2 separate regions of the Homo sapiens genome follow, and region 2 is linked to region 1. Evidence: chromatin loops called from intact Hi-C (ENCODE). Cell type or tissue: IMR-90. All regions are shown on one strand. Each heading gives the region's core, and the rest is flanking DNA. Links, peaks and the distances in the headings are about the cores only. Region 1 overlaps BIN1 (bridging integrator 1). Region 2 has its middle 43 kb from the start of BIN1.

Region 1 (2,500 bases), core at 1-2,500:
TAGCTTCTGGGTTAAGCACTGCTGCTCTGAAGACGCCTCTGTACGTGTGACTTCACTGGGTTCTGAGGAGGAAGAGAGTTTCCCTGGGCTGGATGAGACCAGGAAGCTGCCCCTTGTGCAGTCACCAGCCTGGGGCAGGTGCCACAGCCCACAGTCAGTGTGGCCTCCTAAGGAACACTGCAATGGGCTCAGAGGGCAGCTGCTAGGCCATGGGTCTGTCTCCTTTCTCACTTCTTGAAGCAGACAGACCTGAGTGATGATGCTTGTTCACCACCACCACAAAGCCACAGAATCTGAGCTCGGTCGCTTCTTCGCTGCAGAGCCAAATCCTTCAGTGCCGCAGCCTTTCCTTTCTTATCTCTAAAGCAGGGGTAATAATCTGCGGCTCTGAGCATGAGGGAACGCTGAAATGCCTAAGAGCAATGAGCATGCCTCTCCACCGAAGGAAATCAGGGTTCCTTGGAGAAATGGCTGATGCCAGGGCTGGGGCAGGGACAGTGCAGGCTGAGCCTGGAGAATCTGCTAGTGCCAGAAAGTAAGGAAGCGCCTGGAGATGAATGAGGACGTGTCCGAAACCTCCCACTGGTCGCACTTGGGATGTTTGAGCATCAAAATGAATCACGAACGCAAAACGAAGGACTCACGATATCCTCACCACCCTCCTCGCAAAGGCAAGACCAGGGGAGGCTCGTGTTTGTGGAATGCCGGGTCACGTGGAGGAGATTGGGTAACAGCGGGTTCCAGCCAAGATGCTATTGCAGTGCTTCTCAGACTTCACTGCGCATACGGTGCGCCAGGGGGACTTGTTAAAGGGAACACTCTGGTTCAGCAGGTCTGCAGTTTTTTTTCTCCTCCAGGCTCTTGGAAGACTGTCATGCAGCTGCCCACAGACCTCACACTGAATAGCAAAGAATGATGGATAGTAAAGGCACTGTGCAAAAATTTCAACAACTTTTTGCCTTGCCACAGTGACCGTGATTGTCCTGCAGATGACTAAGAGAAAAGTGACCTTCCTTTCCAAGAGATCTGGCAAACACGACTCAGACCCGGCGGTCAAGCCTAACACAGCTGTGGTGCGGTGGGAAGGCTCAGCCTCCCTCTGCAGGACTCTTGCCAAAGCAGCCTTTAACCTGAACTTCCTCACAAGGAAACAATCAGATGGATCCAGAGTGTGGGGCATTCTCCAAGTGATTGGTTTGCACTCTTAAAAAGATACCAGTATCACGAAAGAAAAAAAATGGATAACATTGATAAATAGGCATACGGGGAATATTCTGGACTAAAGGAACAAGAGACCCGACAATCAGAAGCAATATGTGAACCACAGTTGGATCCTAGACCCAGACATAAAGGGCATTTGGGGGGCACCCAAGGATATTTGAATGCGGACCGTGTGGTAGATGGTATTTTAAAATACATTTTGGATGTATTGGGGGTGCTTATGGTATCATGGGCATTTTGGAGCATGTTCTTGTTCTTAGGAAATCTGTTGGAGTATTTAGGGGTGAAGTATTGTGGAGCGAAGGTCATCCCAGTGACCCTTCTGCTGCTTACCTTCTGTTGGCTGGGCAAACATACAAATGCAGGAACGGTTTATATATAGAGAAAAGTGACTGGGCACGGTGGCTTGTACCTGCAATCCCAGCACCTTGAGGGTGCTGAGGTGGGAGGATCACTTGAGGCTAGGAGTTCCAGACAAAACTGGGCAACATAGCGAGGCCCTGTCTCTACAAAAAGTAAAAATACTAGCTAGGTGCAGTGGCCTGTAGTCCCAGCTACTCGGGACGCTGAGGTGGGCGGATCGTTTAAGCTCAGAAAGTCTAGGCTACTGTGAGCCATGATTGCGCCATGTACTCTAGCTTGGACGACATAGCAAGAAAAGAGAAAAGCAAAAAAAAAGAAAAAAAAAAAAAGAAAAAAGCAAATGAGTGTGGCCAAGTGGTAACAGTTGATTGGTGAATCTGGGTGAAGGGTAGATGATAGTCCCTGTAGTATCCTTTCCACTTTCTTTGAGGTTTATACTTTGAAAATAAGGAGGTGAGAGGGCCACATGAAATGTGGAGGTGAGTGGTGGGCTTAGAACCTCTTTTCCTCCCTCTGCTCTCTCGTCAGGGCTGCTGTGGCCTCCTGCATGGCACCTAGATTGTTGGAGGCCACCGAGACTCTCCACCCAGAGGTGGGGAGCAGGCTTAGGTGGCTCCACTGTCGGAGTGGGGATGGGGAGGTGTGAGCAGCAGCCGGGAGAGGGGTCCTGTGTGTCTGGTTGCAGGGACAGCTCGCATTTGAGAGATGGGCTTGGAGGAGGGGTTGTGTGCTGGGGAACTAGGTGACTATGGGATCTGCGGGACTGTCCTCAGACTGGCTCCCTCTGCCCCTGGGGGTTTAAGACTCCCATTGTACCCCTTTCACCACTGCCACCCCAGCCTGATGTGTCAGACAGCAGGCAGCATCTTGGGGCAGGAGAGGGGAGGCAGAGGGCCTTGTACCCCTTCCCCTGCCT
Region 2 (16,320 bases), core at 7,577-10,076, 66 kb before region 1:
TTAAAATCTTGCTGCGAGGGAACTGTCTAGCATGAACTTAGCTGTCAGGCCAAGAGTAGAAAGGAGTCCTGAGTACAGGGCAGAAGTCCACAGACATCTCTTTCCCCTTCCGTGGTTTCTGCTTAAAACAATCGAGATGGGCAATCTTGACCTTGCACCGCAGACCCGGGCTATACTGCCTTCCCACAGAATGGAGTGGGAAGGGCTAGTCCCCCCTGGAAGGGACTAGGGGCTGGCACCTCTGGATGCTGTTGGAAGTGGGGGAGGGGAACAAGCTTCTGAACTGGGAAGGAACTGGGCCACTGGGGCACGTGCCCTTGCTCTGCTGCAGAGTTTTGGAGTCACGCTGGGCAAGGTTAAGAGGCCCAGGTCCCTGTTAATGCAGCCCCCTGGCCCTCCACTGGGGGTCTCCTTGCTCCTCTCACTCTGAGAAAGGCCGTCTTTGGCGTTGCAGGTCACTGCTGTGACTCAGAATGGGGCAAACGGATTCCAGCTGTTGTGCCCCTGGCTAATCTCACTGCCCTCCAGCCCCGGGCACTCTCTCTCTAGGGACAGTGCTAGAGGCTGGGGCCCGCAGGCCGTGGCCATCCATCTGTGAGCCTCTCTCCTGGCGTGTTTCTATGGCTGTGAATAGGTGGAAGGGCTGAGGAGGACAAAGCTGTCCTGGCTTCTGGTGGTACTTTTGATTTTGGAATTTGCAAGTATCCTCTGCCCTCCAGGGAGCACCCGTGGGCTGCTTGACTAAACCATCTCCCCAGGTGCTTCTAATGCATGGCTAAGCAGAGATCCTGGGTTTTTTTGGTCGATATTTATTTATCTATTTATTTGAGATAGGGTCTCACTCTGTCATTCAGGCTGGAGTGCAGTTGTGTGATCAGGGCTTACTGCAGTCTCGACCTCCCTGGGCTCACGTGACCCTCCCACCTCAGCCTCCTGAACAGCTGGGACCACAGGCACATGCCGCCATGCCCTGCTAATTTTTGTATTTTTTGTAGAGATGGGGTTTTACCATCTCTACAGGCTGGTTTCGAACTCCTGGGCTCAAGTGATCCTCCTGCCTCAGCCTCCCAACGTCCTGGGATTATAGGCATGGGCCACTGTGCCTGGCCAGTTTATTTATTCTTTAATATTGACTATTCAGTGGGAAAACCAGAGATGATGTTTTGAGAGCCAGGTGGAAGGCAGAGCCATATGCTGGTTGGAAATTTTTTGTTTTAAAGCAGTATTTCATTGTAGCCTGCATATAAAGATTATCAAGCCAGAAATGTATTTGAAATCTGAAAAGTACTTTCATTGATTATGTTCATTTTTCTGTGATCAATTCCAAAAAGGCATTTAAAATCTTGAAGACCAAGTTCCTAACAGCACTAGGGGTCTGTAAGAAAAAAAGCATTATTTTATAATGCTGTGGGGTATACACAATATTTTTGTGTTTCTGCCAAATCTCTGAACAAAATCCGCTTAAACTTGGAATCCTGGGCATTTTCATTCAGGCTGCCATAACACAGTACCATAGACTGGGTGGATTAAACAACAGGATTCCATTTCTCGCAGTTCTGGAGGCTGGGAAGTCCAAAATCAAGATGCTGGCAGCTTCAGGTGAGGGCTCTCCTGCTGGCTTGCAGACAGCTGCCTTCTCACTGTGTTTTTGCATGGTGAAGAGAAGGAGCAAGCAGGTTCTTTGGTGTCTCTTCTTATAAGGCCATTAATCCCATCATGAGGATTAATCCCACCCTCACGACCTTATCTAATCCCAATCACTTCCCACAGTCCTTGTCTCCTAGTACCATCACACTGGGGTTTAGGGCTTCAACATATGGATCTGGGGAGGACACAGATGTACAGTCCAGAACACTGGGTTATGATCAAGCCTTAAAAGTTAATTTACAATTATAAAGATAGTGAAGAACTCTAGAGAGGTTTACCTCACTCTGGAGTTATGTGTTTGCATATCAAGGGGAAAACTAGCTCTAGGTTATTTGGTCCCTAGAGAAATGTCTTTACATTCCAAAGAGCAGAGTGAGAATTCAGGATTCTAGCCATGCACTCTCCAAAAAGCAAGCATGTCTTCCCTTCTTTCAGGAGAGAGGGCCCCCAGTGTCTCTCCTGGGTGTAACTGGCCACAGCCCGTTGCTCTCAGTCCTCCCCTAAGGAGTGTCCAGTTGCTCGTGGAGAGTTTCCATTTGGCTCTCACTGCCTCTCCCACAAGCATGGACTGGAGCAAGGAGGGGCCCTAGGCTTATGATTTACTGTAAGGTCAATGGGGAGGAGTCTGTCTCAGATCCAGAGGACTTCATGTGCACATTCAGAATAAAATTAAGAAATATTAAAACCCAAAAACGTTAAGTAAAAACAAAACAGAAAAATGTTATGTATACAGAATGACTGACTACAACTATGGCAAAAACAAACAACAACAACAACAACAACAACAACAACAAACCCTCAATAGAGGAAAAAGTAAACAAGAAACAGATCAAATTATTAACACAATGACATTTGAATGGTGACAAAATTGGTGATTTTAGTTTTTCTTTCCTTTTAAAATGTTTTTAAAGCACATATATTAATTTGGCAATGGAAGAAATTAGAAAGAAAATAACTTTTGCATGAAGATCACAGCTGAGGATATCCTGTTAGTTATCTATTGTGGCATAACAAATTAACCCAAGACTCTGCAGCTTAAACCAAGACAGCTTTTTTATTGCACAGTTTCTATGGTCAGACGTTCACATGGTTGATCTCCCACTGAGGGCCTCCAGGGTCCCACCCCCTTAGCAGCACATTACAAATTGAACTGGTAGAATAACTTCATATGGAACTCATCAAATATATTTGAGTGTCTTGTTGCTCTTTCCATTTTTTTTTCTATGTTGGGGTTTCAGATAAGATTTCTACAGTTTTTCATGCAGAATGTTCAATCCCTGTCTTCTCAAGGCCTCTAAACCCTAACCCGTGAGTGTTGGAGGTATTCGGTGCAGTGCTTGGTCTTCCTGGCAGTGTTTCTCATTTGGAATCAATCACAGTAGTGACTGGACAAGGGGTTACAGAATTTCTTGGCATGGGGTGGGAGAACTGTTGCTTTACTTCCTATTAAAAGAACTGGAGTGAGGCTGGGTGCGATGGCTCATGCCTGTAATCCCAGCATTTTGGGAGGCCGGGTTGGGCAGATCACAAGGTCAGGAGATTGAGACCACCCTGGCCGACATCTGGAAATCCCGTCTCTACTAAAATACAAAAAAATCAGCTAGTCATGGTGGCGTGTGCTTGTAGTCCCAGCTACTCAGGAGGCTGAGGCAGGGGAGTTGCTCGAACCCTGGAGGTGGAGGTTTCAGTGAGCTGAGATTACGCCACTGCACTCCAGCCTGGCAACAGAATGAGACTTCATCTCAAAAAAAAAAAAAAAAAAAAGAGAGAAAAGCTGTTATTTGGGAATATGAAAATTAAACATGCAGAGGCATGTGCCCTTTACCTGGGACCTTGCTGACAGCTGTGTTCTCTAGACCTCTCTCTTTAGGAACGTCTCTCGTCCCACCTCCACCCACAGGAGAAACCACTGGAAGCTCCTCCAGGTTCCTAGTGAAGCCCCCAGGACTCAGCTCCTTGGCCTCACTGCCCACCTGCCATCAGCTTCTTTGGCCTCTGGAGAACCTCACGATCAGCCTGCAGAGCTGCACCCAGGCCTGCCCTATGCCGGGGTTCCCACTGAGACCCCAGGGTCACTCACTTAGCAGGACAGTGATCATCAAGTGGGTTAGGGTTTCCAGGATGCTTCAAGGCAAGGCTCTGAGATCTGAGCTGTGGAGGAGGATGTAAGGAATCAGTACAAACAGGGGCTGGCCACACAGCACTGGGGAACTATGAAAAAGCTTCTGGAATCCAGAGGCCCCACGTGTGCACTTGGTGGGTGTTACAGAAACTTACGGTGAGCCCACCATCTCCAAAAACTTGAAACTCCACTCTTGCTTAAACTCAGGATCACACATCCTATGCCAGCGGGCTCTTGGTCCTTAGACTGTTCATAAGAAAAATAGGAAATGGCCAGGGGCCTGAGGAAGGAATGCAGCCATACCTGACCCTGGCTGCCTGAAGAGAGCTGGGTTGGTTTGGAGAGTACTGGGGCGGGGAGTAGGGTGCAGGGATGGGCGGGGGAGCCAGTCAGTAAAGTGTGCAGGAACCCAGGGTGGCCCATGGGCCTGAGGACTACACAGGCCCTGTCCTAGAGGCCATCTGGAGGGGGCTGGTCGGCTGGCTCCATTTCCAATTAACACCCCCTGCACCCCCCTGGATCCTCAGAGCCTCTGCTGGGATAGATGATCTCACCAGCTCTGTGATTGTGGCAGAAACACCAGGCCAGCCAAGCTTGAGTCATGCGACCTCCTCTGGCTACCAGGGCATGAGGAGGAAGAGTGCCTGGTTTCCTCCAGCCACATAGTAGTAGGCAAAGCCTGGCTCTCACCAAGTAAAGCAAGACTCCCACCAGATAGACAGGAAGGGCGCTCCCTTGACTGGGTGGTCTCTAAATATCAAATGTCCATTACAGTGGCCAAGAAACTGCGGTATCTTAATCACAAATAATCATCACCCATGCATTTGAACTAACTGGCAAAAGAACTCTCTCTCTCTCTCTCTCTCTCTGTGTGTGTGTGTGTTCAACAACAGCATCAAGGCTGAACATAAAAGATCACCTCTTGCTGACTTTATAATCTTTTTTTTTTTTTGAGATGGCGTTTTGCCCTTGTCGCCCAGGCTGGAGTGCAATGGTGTGATCTCGGCTCACTGCAATCTCCGCCTCCTGGGTTCAAGAGATTCTGCAGCCTCAGCCTCCCATGTAGCTGGGATTACAGGCGCCTGCCACCACGTCTGACTAACTTTTGTATTTTTAGTAGAGACAGGGTTTCACCATGTTGGCCAAGCTAGTCTCAAACTCCTGACCTCAGGTGATCCACCCGCCTCAGCCTCCCAAAATGTTGGGATGTGTTTTTTTTTGAGATGTGGTTTTGCTCGTTGCCCAGGCTGGAGTGCAATGGCATGATCTCAGCTCACTGCAACCTTCGCCTCCTAGGTTCAAGTGATCCTCCTGCTTCAGCCTCCCACTTAGCTGGGATTACAAGCATGTGTCACCATGCCAAGCTAATTTTGTATTTTCAATAGAGACAAGATGGGGTTTCACCATGTTGGTCAGGAAACTGCTGACCTCAGGTGATCCACCTGCCTCGGCCTCCCAAAGTGCTGGGATTACAGGTGTGAGCCACCGTGCCCAGTCGACTTTAATCTTATACAGACATTTATATGTATTTATATGTGCCCTGGTGGGACTGTGGCATGCCATTGACAGTCACTGTTCAGATTACTCTTTTTAGCAACTGCTATTTGAGTTCAGAGAAAAAAACTGTAAAAATCTGTGAAGGAAACGTCCATGGAAACAGCCACTCTCTAGTCTACTTTCTATTCATTTGGAAAGCAATGTCTCTCTTAGCATCTGAGGCTTCTAACCCATATTTTCAAGATGGCGATTCCCATCAGGAAATCTCTTACAGCCTATGGCAGAAAATACGCGGTTTGGGAATGACTGAGGTTTACATCAGAGCTGAGAAATGAGTATTGAACTCAGTCTAGTGAAGTTATCTGGGCATTTTCCCCAGGTGTTATTGGCATGTCCTGCTCCATGTTGGGACATTTAGATAAATAAGAAGTTGGGCCACTCATTTTGGTTCCACATTTACACCCACCTGATTTCCTCAGTTCTGTGCCAGCCACAGTTGACAGAAATGAAGGATACTTACTTATTCCTGCACCCGGGAGGTACAGGATGTGGAGAAGACAACACATAATTAGAAAGTTATAATGAGCTGAACTACTTGGGAGTATGCTGGGAGTGTGAAGCCCCAGAATAGACTTAGCGTATCTTTCTAGAGAGTTGATTTCATTGCATGCTAAATAATGTAAACCGAATTAGGTTATGTGAATGTGCTCGGATATACTGTGGAGTAGAATGCAAAATACAAAGTGGATGTTGGTGAAAGTGGCAGAGTTAGGGCTGGGCACAGTGGTTCATGCCTGTAATCTCAGCATTTTGAGAGGCCGAGCCAGAAGAATCACTTCATCCCACAAGAGTTAGAGACCAGCCTGGGCAACATAGTGAGACCCTGTCTCTGGTAGGGGTTACCCCATCTCTGGTAAAAAAAAAAAAAAAAAAAAAAGTTGCCAGGGATAGTGGTATGTACCTGTAGTTTCAGGTACTCAGGGGGCTGAGGCGGGAGGATTGCTTGCATTTGGGAGGTCAAGGCTTCAGTGAGCCATAATTGCACCACTACACCCCAGCCTGACAAGACTGAGACTCTGTCTATTTAAAAAAAAAAGGAAGTGGCAGAGTTAGGACCTCTGAAAAGTCTCTCCATAAAAGCAATGAGAAAATTGACAAAAATTATCAGAGCCAATTTTTTTTTGAACTTTGGAAATTAAATTGCAACAATCCAAGTAGTGTTAATATTTAAGAAAAGTGGCAGAATCCTGGTAAGAAAAAAAGCTTTGTGACATTTTAATTTATCCTAGTCCCATCCCCATGGTAACCTTGAAAAATTAAAGCGTACACTAACAGTGAAAATTAGCATGGTGGCAGCCACCTAAGGGAACAGAATTGGCCTGGAGCTCGTTAAAGGCCCATTACCAGAGAGCTGTCATTATTTGACCTGTCTGGTGATTCTCTGGAAGATCCCCCTTTGTAAGGTTGTCTGTATTTGACCTGACTCTGAACTTACACAGTGTGAAAAGCTCTTTTCCAGGGCCATTTATCAGAAACAATTACAGCCAAATTGATTAACTTCATGGATGCCTGAGGGAGTAGAAAACAGCTGGGGCAAATAACAGACCAACCAAAAAGCTTAAAATGAAAAGTTGGGGAATAGGATATCTACAGGGGGCATTGAAAAGCTCTGAAATATTCCTGGGAATCAAGAAGGTCATGTTCTTGTGTAAGGCTGTGAGCATGCCCAGGATTGACCTGAAAAAAACCTGAGAAGGTCCTAAGCTCTCATCTCTGGCTCCCCTGAGACTCTGTGCAATCAGGAAGTGAAGGCTAAGGCAGAGTTGTAAACTGCCTGGCTGAGGGTTGCAGGCACGCCTAATGTACACAAAGAGCCCCCCAGCAAAGACTGGGAGACTTATTTGTTTCAGATGTTTTTAGGAAGTCTCTGTTCAATCATTAACTGATCACTAGGCTAAATGAGCAGAGACTTCATTGCTACATACAACAAAGAATACAGACTATGCAGAATTAGTTAAAAAAAATACACTAAATAGGCTGGGTGCAGTGGCTCATATCTATAATCCCAGCACTTTGGGAGGTTGAGGTGGGCAGATCACCTGTTGTTAGGAGTACAAGATCAGCCTTGCTAACATGGTGAAACCCTGTCTCTACTAAAAATACAAAAATTAGCCAGGTGTGGTGGCACATACCTGTAATCCTGGCTACTCGGGAGGCTGAGGCACAAGAATTGCTTGAACCTGGAGTTTTCAGTGAGCTGAGGTCATGCCACTGCACTCCAGCCTGGGCAGGAGTGAGACATCATTTCAAAAAAGAAACAAACGAACAAAAACCCCCAAAACACTAAACAAACAAAATGAAAACAACTACAAAAAACAACAAAAACCATAAACCTTGGAGAGATAATTTGATTTTCAGAGCTGCCATAATATATTATTTAAAATGTCTAGTTTTCAACAAAAAATAAGAGCATGGAAAGAAATAAGAAAGTATGGGCCATTCATGGGAAAAAAACAATCAATAGAAACTGTTCCTGAGAAAGCCCAGATGTTGGACTTACTAGACAAAGACTTTAAATCAGCTACTTTAAATATGTTCAAAGGATTATATATACAAAAATATGCATTTTATACATATTTGGTTATATATTATATATAATTATATTTTTTATACATATATATATTATTTACATATATATTATATATACTTGGTTCTATAGATATAAAACCAAATAGAAGTTATGGAGTCAAAAAGTACAATAACTAAGAAGAAAATTCCATCAGAAGGCCTCAACAGCAGATTTGAGCAGACAGAAAAAAAATCAATGCACTTGAATATATGTCAGTTGAGATTATCTAGTCTGAAACATAGAAAGAAAAAAGAATGAAGAAAAATAAACAGAGCCCCTGCCAGGTGCGGTGGCTCACTCCTATAATCCCAGCACTTTGGGAGGTTGAGGTGGGCGTATCACCTGAGGTCGGGAGTTCGAGACCGGCCTGACCAACATGGAGAAACCCTGTCTCTACTAAAAATACAAAAATTAGCCAGGTGTGGTGGCGCACGCCTGTAATCCCAGCTATTTGGGAGACTGAGGCAGGAGAATTGCTTGAACCCAGGAGGCAGAGGTTGTGGTGAGCCAAAATCAGGCCATTGCACTCCAGCCTGGGCAACAAGAGCGAAACTCCATCTCAAAAAAAAAAAAAAAAAAAAAAAAGAAAAGAAAAAGAAAAAGAAACAGAGCCCCAGAGACCGAGACCTATGGGCACCAATAAACACACCAATGTATGCGCAGTGGGATAGAGGGAAAAGGGCAGGAAAAATATATGAAGAAATATTGGGTGAAAAATTCCAACATTTGATGAATAATTGTCTATACATCCCAAATGCGCAACCAACTTTAGAAAAAATTCAGAGTGAACCACAGCTAAACAAATCATGATCAAGTTGTTAAAAAACAAAGGGAAAAATCTTGAAAATGGTGAGAGAGAAATGACTCATCATGTGCAAGGGATTCTCATAACATTAAAAGCTGATTTCTCATAAGAAACCATGGAAACCAGGAAGCAATGGGATGATATATGCAAAATGGTAAAACGAAAAAAAAAACCTGTTAAACAAGAACTATATATTCAGCAAAACTATTCCTTAAAAATGAGAGGAGATGAAGACATTCCCAGATAAACACAGGGAATTCATCACTGGGAGAGCTGCCCTGCAAAAGATATTAATGGGAGTCTCTCAGGCTAAAATAAAAGAAACACTAGACAGTAACTTGAATCTATATGAAGAAATAAGGAGCATTGGTAAAAGTAACTACATAGGTAAATATAAAAGACAGTATAAGTGTATATTGCTAGTAATTCTTTTTTCCCCATCTCATCTGAAAGACAATTGCATAAAGCAATAATTAGAAATCTATGTAGAAATACTTTTAAATAATACAAAGTATATTTTCTCCCCCAAACAAAATAAAATTAAAATCAATAACAAATGAATTTGAGAAATGCAGAAATATGTAGAAATTAACCATATATGCTCAAATAAGCAATAAGAAATAAGTGCAATCTATAGAGACATTGATTATTTAATCAATGGCTCAAAGAAGTAATTACAAGATAAATTAGAAATACCTTGAGATAAATGAAATAAAGATACAGTATACCAAAACTTATGGGAAACAGATAAAGCAGTGCTTAGGAAGAAATTTATAGCTGTAAGCACCTATGTTAAAAAACATGAAAGATCTCAAATCAACAACCTAATCTTCCATCATAAGACACTGGAAAAAGAAGAGCAAACCAAACAAAAAGCAAGGAGAAGGAAGAAAGAAATTATAACAAAAATCATAAATACATAATGTTTTCAAGGTTCATCCATGTTGTTGTATGAATCAGTGCATTTTTATGGCTAAATAATATTCCTTGTATGAATATACCACATTTTGTTTATCCATTCATCAGTTGATGGATATTGGGTTGTTATCAACTCTTGACTAATATAAATAATGGTACTATGAACATTCATGTAAAGGTTTTTGTCTGGGCATGCTTTCATTTCTCTTGGGGGCATGCCTAAGCGTGAAATTGCTGGGTAAAATAACTAATTTCTCGAGAAACTGCCAGACTCTTCTAAAGCGGCTGCACCATTTTATGTTTCCACCGACAGTGTAAGAGGGCTTCAATTTCTCCAAATCCTCATCAACACTTGTTATTATCTGCTTTTTAAAGTCTAGCTATCAGGACGGGTGTGGTGGCTCACGCCTGTAATCCCAGCACTTTGAGAAGCTGAGGCAGGCGGATCACCAGAGGTTGGGAGTTTGAGACCAGCCTGAACAACATGGAGAAACCCTGTCTCTACTAAAAATACAAAATTAGCCGGGCGTGGTGGTGCATGCCTGTAATCCCAGCTACTCGGGAGGCTGAGGCAGGAAAATTGCTTAAATCCGGGAGGCGGAGGTTGCAGTGAGCTGAGATCACGCCATTGCACTCCAGCCTGGGCAACAAGAGCAAAATTCCATCTAAAAAAAAAAAAGAAAGAAAAAAAAAATCTACCTATCCTATGTGGTTCAATTTATATGAAATATCCAGAATAGTGCCATCTATAGAGATACAAAACAGATCTGGAGCTACAGGGGATGGAGCGATTGGGAGGGGTATTGGGGATGGAGCAATTGGAGGTGGTTTCTTTTTGGAGTAATGAAAATGTTATAAAATTGATTGTGGTGGTGGTTGCACAATTGTGTGAATACACTAAAAGCCATTGAATTGTACACTTTAAATGGATGAATTGTATGGTATGAGAATGATGTCTTAAGCTGTTAAACAATACATGTGAATATCTTTAGGAGAAAACTTGAAACTCCAGGAAACTCTGACCCTGTGGATGGCCCTGTCAATCTGCATGTCCCATGCTGGGACAGAGGTGAGTCCAGAAGTCTAGGCAAAGTTATCAAGATGAGGGTAAACTTTCTACTGCTATGCAGCCCTTGGGGGCCGGGGTCCCCCGAGCTGTCAGGATGCCTCAGCCCAGACCCTTGGAATTAAAGAGGCCTGTTGGCTGGACGCACTTCCAACTCCGGCACTCTCAGAAGAGGCTTCCTGGAGCCCCTCGGCTTTAATCCCCGGCTGCAGTGTGAGCCGGGCTCACTTGCTAAGCTCAGGAACTAAGCAGGCTGAGGGGCCAGCTCATCTTTCCCCCAGGACGTGCAGCCACAGGGATCCTGGGCCCTCCCTGCATGACATGCTGCTAAGAATAGCGAGAGGACAGTATGTGTGTCTCTGAAGATCTTTCTGCGAGTCAGGAAGTATTTACAGCCTTTCCTGGAATAGAGCTCCTCCATCTGCAGTACTGCTTGGGAGTGCCTTGTGGTCTCTCCCTTCAAAATCCAGCCTTAAATTCCCCTCCTCCAGGAAGCATACCTTGACTTAACCAAACCTCCCTGGTTGAATTTTTTGAATGACTAAACCTGAATTAGGCTGATGAACTGGTCAGCACCCTTTGAGAAGCAGGTTTGTTGGGCTGTGAGGAAGGGCTCTGGCCCCAGCATTTCCTCTCCAGTCTACCCATCCTCTTTTTGGACAACCTGATGTACACGTAAGTATTAGTTACAAATCTTTGGTTGCAAGTGACAGAAACCCAAGCCAAACCTGGGTAGTAGCCAGGGTGATGGAACCAGGAACTCACTGCTACCAGCACACCATCTCCCCTGTGGCCTGGATGTTGCCTTCTCTTCCATGGCACACTGGGCTTTTCCATACAGCCAAGGAGATGGCTGTAGAAGCTGGTTTGCCTCCTCTTGTATTGGACGCCTAATGGGCTTCCTCCTGGCTCCCGAGTTGAAAAATCCCTGGGAAGGGCTCTAATTGGCCCTACCTGAGTCAGGTGCTCTCCTCTGAACCAATTGCTGAGCTCAGGAGGCGGGTCAGACTACCTGGTGGAGGGGAGGCGCAAACCCTCGCAAGAGGGATGCCTGGTAGAGGAGTGCGAGTGGGGCTGGGTGCACCGGCGACGGTATTGGTGCCTGGTACTTCCCTGATTCTGTGCCGTGGGAGCTGTTCGGGATGTTAAACTCCTGGGAGATCAGGCTGAGGACGACAGTCACTACTTGTGCCTGCGCAGCATCCTCTTTGCCATAACAACGACCCCAGTTTCCTCTGGAGACCACCCTGTTGGCAGCCATGTGTTCATGGGGCCTAGGAGTGGAACACGTGGCCGGGACCATCAGCCAGCACAGTCCCTTTCCTGTGACCACAGCCCCGGCTCTCAGCAGACTGCCAGCACCTTGAGGGCAGGGTCTGCATGCCACTCAGCTCTGGGTGCGGCACAATGGTGGCTCCCAGACCTGGCCTACCTGACAAACCCCCAGGGGCCCCTGCCCAGGGCTGGTCCCAGGCATTTATATTTTTAATAAGCTCTGTAGGGAATATGAATAATTAGTTTTGGGAATGGTTGCTGCATGGTGTTTGTATACAGTAAGTGCTTTATAGTTGCTGGTGTAATGGGAAAGACTGGAGTCAGCTTCCCAGGAGTGATCATCCTGGCTGTCTTTGAGTTGCCCATGGACACAGAGCTGCCAGGACCCTCTTTGCATGTTTTGAGGTGGTCCTGTCACTCTGGGTGGGCAGACCCTGGCCCTCCTTGTTGGTGAGATGGCACTTGCTGACAGGATCAAGACCTTCCAATTCCAGGAGCTGGAAGAACCCCAGAGGGTTGGGACACTTGAGAAGACAGCCAGCTTGAAATGGGCTCACCCAATTAGTTCCAATCGGGCCACCTCAGGATGACTCAGTTAGAATGTCAGGGCCTTCTAAAATTAATCACAGCTGCCTCTGAAATCAGCACCTTGCATGAAGTCCCCAGCCCCTCTTGGCCCCACAGAGGTCTTGGGAACTTGAGGGAGCTGGTTCTGGCCCAGCACCATCTCTCAGCCCCTCAGACATTCATCTGAATTTAGATTTGCTAACAGGCAGTTTTCCTTCTGCTTTTCCTTTTTTTTTTCCTTCTAATCCTCTCCCTTCTAACTGCAAGCAAAGGCTATTTTTATGACCAGGGGTTTCATTTCTCAAAAGGAGGATGACAGGAGGTGGATATTTTAGTACAGTGTCCTAAGCTCTCATTAATGGAAGTTGGGTACAAATTTAATCCAATATATTCAGTTTTTCTTCCTCTCAAGATGGGTTTTTATTTCTTCTGAATAAAAAGGTTGACTATGAACATTGTAAATTCAGGTAATACAGGAAGTTCTACAGAAAAAAGGAATAATTGCTGGAAATCCCTTATCCAGAGAGAAACAATTGTTGGCATGTTGATGCATACTTATAAAAAACCCTCCCAGTGCTTTTCAAAAAACCCCCTAAAAGTCCATAGACTTGAAAAATAAAAATGCATAATTTGCATATATGGAAATAAATGATAATTCCAAGAAAGTCTTTGGCTTCTTTGTGACAAGAAAGTCTGTTGGAGGAAAGAAATCAGCTATTTGGAGGCTCTACATCAATGTCACTTTTAACCTTTCTCTCTGTCTGATTGTTAGATTATAAATTTAAATTTAATTCTTCTAGAAGACAGTTGGATTCATGTATATATACAAAAAGACAAACCTGCCGCGGCTGCAGCAAATACAATGGTAGGAATTTATCTTAGAGCAGAGTTTCCCAAGCTTTCTTGGTTCTTGGTGCCTTTAGTGTTTCAGAAATGTTTTCATGGCTTTTCCTAGGCCAAAAGAAGCACCTAATAGTTCCATTTAAGTAGTTAGGTCCAAACAACAATTTAGTAGTTGTTTTAAAAAAGTAATACACAGAATTTGAAAGAATTTTTTTTTTATTTCATACTTAAGTAACATCAGATGGCAACAATGGCCAATAGGAGGCAATGGAACAATGTCTTCAGTATTCCGAGGGACAGAGATTTGCGGCTTGAAGGACTGTTCATCAGAGGGCAGTGCCTGCCTCATCTGCATGCTGCCAGCACTGCTCCAGGGCTTGGCTCAGCCAGAGTAAATGCTCAATGCATCTGTGCTGAATAAGTGAATAAATAAACAAATGGATGAATGAATGAATTTTTAGGGTTGTCACACTTTCCAGTTTTTCTTCAAAGTCCTTGAAGAAGAAGGCGTTGGTCCCTGAAGCCCCAGCCTTGAAAGTTTCCTCTGCATCAGGAGCCAGGAAGGCCCTGGGGCAGACGGCCCAGGAGAGAGCACCGGGTGGGCAGGCCCAGGAAATCAGTAGCCCTTTGCTTTCAAAGCCTGGTTTGGAAGAGAGTATGATTCAGTGGTTAAGAGGCCACAGACCTGACTCCAGAGTCTCCCTGTGTCTCAGTTAAATCATCTGCAAAACAGGAATAACACTAGTCTCTGTTCTCATAGCGAGAATGACCTGTGTGTGTCTAACAGCTTCCTGGTACACAGCGTTCCTTAAATACTAGCTTTAATATTAGTGGTTGATCTCTTAGAACAACTTTCTGCTCTCTAAAATGGAAATGACAACATTGAGCTCTCAGTAAGAATTAGAGGCAACACTTGTGGGTCGGCCTCGTCTCTCCTCCGCCCACTGTGAGATGTGAGAAGGCTGTGATGGGCCTGTCTGTGCTTTCCCTGCGGGTCCCTGTCTCTCTCTGAACTTTCTCTCCTGACCCTCCTGGTTTCCACACTAAAGAGGAACAGGAAGTGAAAGCAATAAAAGTGGGAAAAGGGCCTTTTTCTTTAAATTAGGGATGTGCTCTGATGTTCACCTCCTCTGTGAATTTTTTTTTCTTTTTGAGATGGAGTCTTACTCTGTGACCCAGGCTGGAATGATCATGGCTCACTGTAGCCTCAACCTCCTGGGCTCAAGTAATCCCACCCCAGCCTCCTGCGTAGGGCTACAGGCGGTGCCACTACACCTAGCTAATTTTATTTTTGTAGAGACAGGGTCTCACTATGTTCCCCAGGCTGATCTCAAACTCCTGGGCTCAAGCAATCCTCCCACCTCAGCCTCCCGGTGCTGGGATTACAGGCATGGGCCACCGTTTCCAGCCTGTGAATTGATCTTGATTTGGGTTCTTTGAGAGCAGCCAGCAGGCTGTGCTGTGTCTGACATGTAGAATTCCTGGATAGCAAGGCTTAGAAGCAGGAGAACTAGCTCTTGTAAGATCCTGGCTCTGGTCACTCCTGTTCATTCCAGAGCTGAGGGATCCAACTGACCCTCTGTCTCCACTACCCTTGACTGCTCACTCCTGGAAATTCACCAGTCTACATGTGCTCTGCAGAGGTGAGAGGACCTTTGGAGGAGCAGAAGGATGGTGGCTGTGGAAAGCTGGTGACCCTCAAGTCCACTTACAACGGAGATGGCTGTGTGTGTGACATCCCCTTAGTGCTAGACTCAAGCTAATCCTTTGGGGAATGTTTGAGGTGGACCAGGGGCCCTCATTTTTTTCTCTTTTATACAGGTTAGGACTCCTAGGACATCAAGTGGTAACTCATCATTATCACCATCACACAGCAGCTGGAACCAGCAGCCTCACCAGGCCTTTCTCCTTTAATAATGACAAACATGGTGTGCAGTCTGGGCCACTTAATCCTGTTCTGCAGATGGGGACTCTGAGACATAAAGAGGTAAAGATCATGCAGGTGACAAAGCTAGCTGAAGATTAGTATTATGAGATATGAGAATAGTAACTGAAGGGTTGATTTGTAAATGTGAAAAATTGGAAATCAGCCTTGATTTCCAACAATAGGGTATTGATGTGTAATACAACCACACAGTAGGGTATTGTATAGCGACTAAGAATGATACAGCAGTATTTGTTGACCTGGGAACATTTTTCACAATATGCTTTAAAAAAAGATAGATAAGTGCTTATTAATAATATAGGTACAGGGACTCAAGTCAAAGTGGGGATATATTCTAAACTCTGGCGACCAATTTCCTAAACCATGTAGTTTTTGCTATAGAAAACATCTAGCTGTGGGTCTACTTGTAATACTCAGTATATTACCTTATTTCATATGCCATTTATTTTTTCTTTATGAAAATGGTGTCATTCATCTTTATTAATGTAGTTGAAATTCATAAACTTTCTGTGTGAATCATTTAATCAAGAAAAATGTGTTACGGGGATAGATTTTATATAAATGAGAATGAAATGAAATGTTTCATTAAAATATGTAAAAGTTGCCCAGTATATCTTAAGGAGAAATCGTATGTGTATAATATTATTGTATTTTTGTAAGATAAAACAAATGTTGTAAGACCTTAAAAATATTGTTAGGAGAAAAAAATACACGTATGCATAGAAAAATGTCTAGAAGGATAAATGCTAAAATGTTCATCCTGGACCTCTGCAAGATGGGGCTATGGGTGATTTTTTACCCCTTCCTTTATTGTTCACCTGTATTTTCTAATTTTTCAATAACGTTCATGTGTTACTTATTTAGAAAAGACAGGAGATGAATGTTTAAAGTGATGGATATGGTAATTACCCTGACTTGATCATGATACAATGTATATATGCATTGAAACATCACACTGTACCCCATAAACATGTATGGCTATTATGTATTAGTTATAAATAAAATA

Evidence for each region. Hi-C counts contacts between places; a loop is a spot of excess contacts. Peaks named below come from ENCODE experiments on the same cell type or tissue, not always from the same donor. Only the 100,000 strongest peaks of a DNase experiment are listed, where the experiment ranks them.
Region 2: it touches region 1 in a loop (2.2-fold over the local background); 10 of 110 quality-filtered maps call a loop at or near these places.

The regions. Positions count from the first base shown.
Region 1 is chr2:127,082,492-127,084,991 of GRCh38, reverse strand. All of the region lies in intron 1 of BIN1 (bridging integrator 1), which reads left to right. Among named protein-coding and RNA genes, the nearest start is that of BIN1, 23 kb to the left of the region's middle. RefSeq lists an enhancer at 2,438-2,500. In IMR-90, for the core only: a CTCF peak has its summit at 1,122 (motif pointing left); a DNase peak (open chromatin) is centred at 851; H3K27ac peaks cover 2,279 bases.
Region 2 is chr2:127,141,952-127,158,271 of GRCh38, reverse strand. No RefSeq gene overlaps it. Among named protein-coding and RNA genes, the nearest start is that of BIN1, 43 kb to the right of the region's middle. RefSeq lists enhancers at 1-483, 484-984. In IMR-90, for the core only: no CTCF peak of the experiment used is centred there; a DNase peak (open chromatin) is centred at 8,721.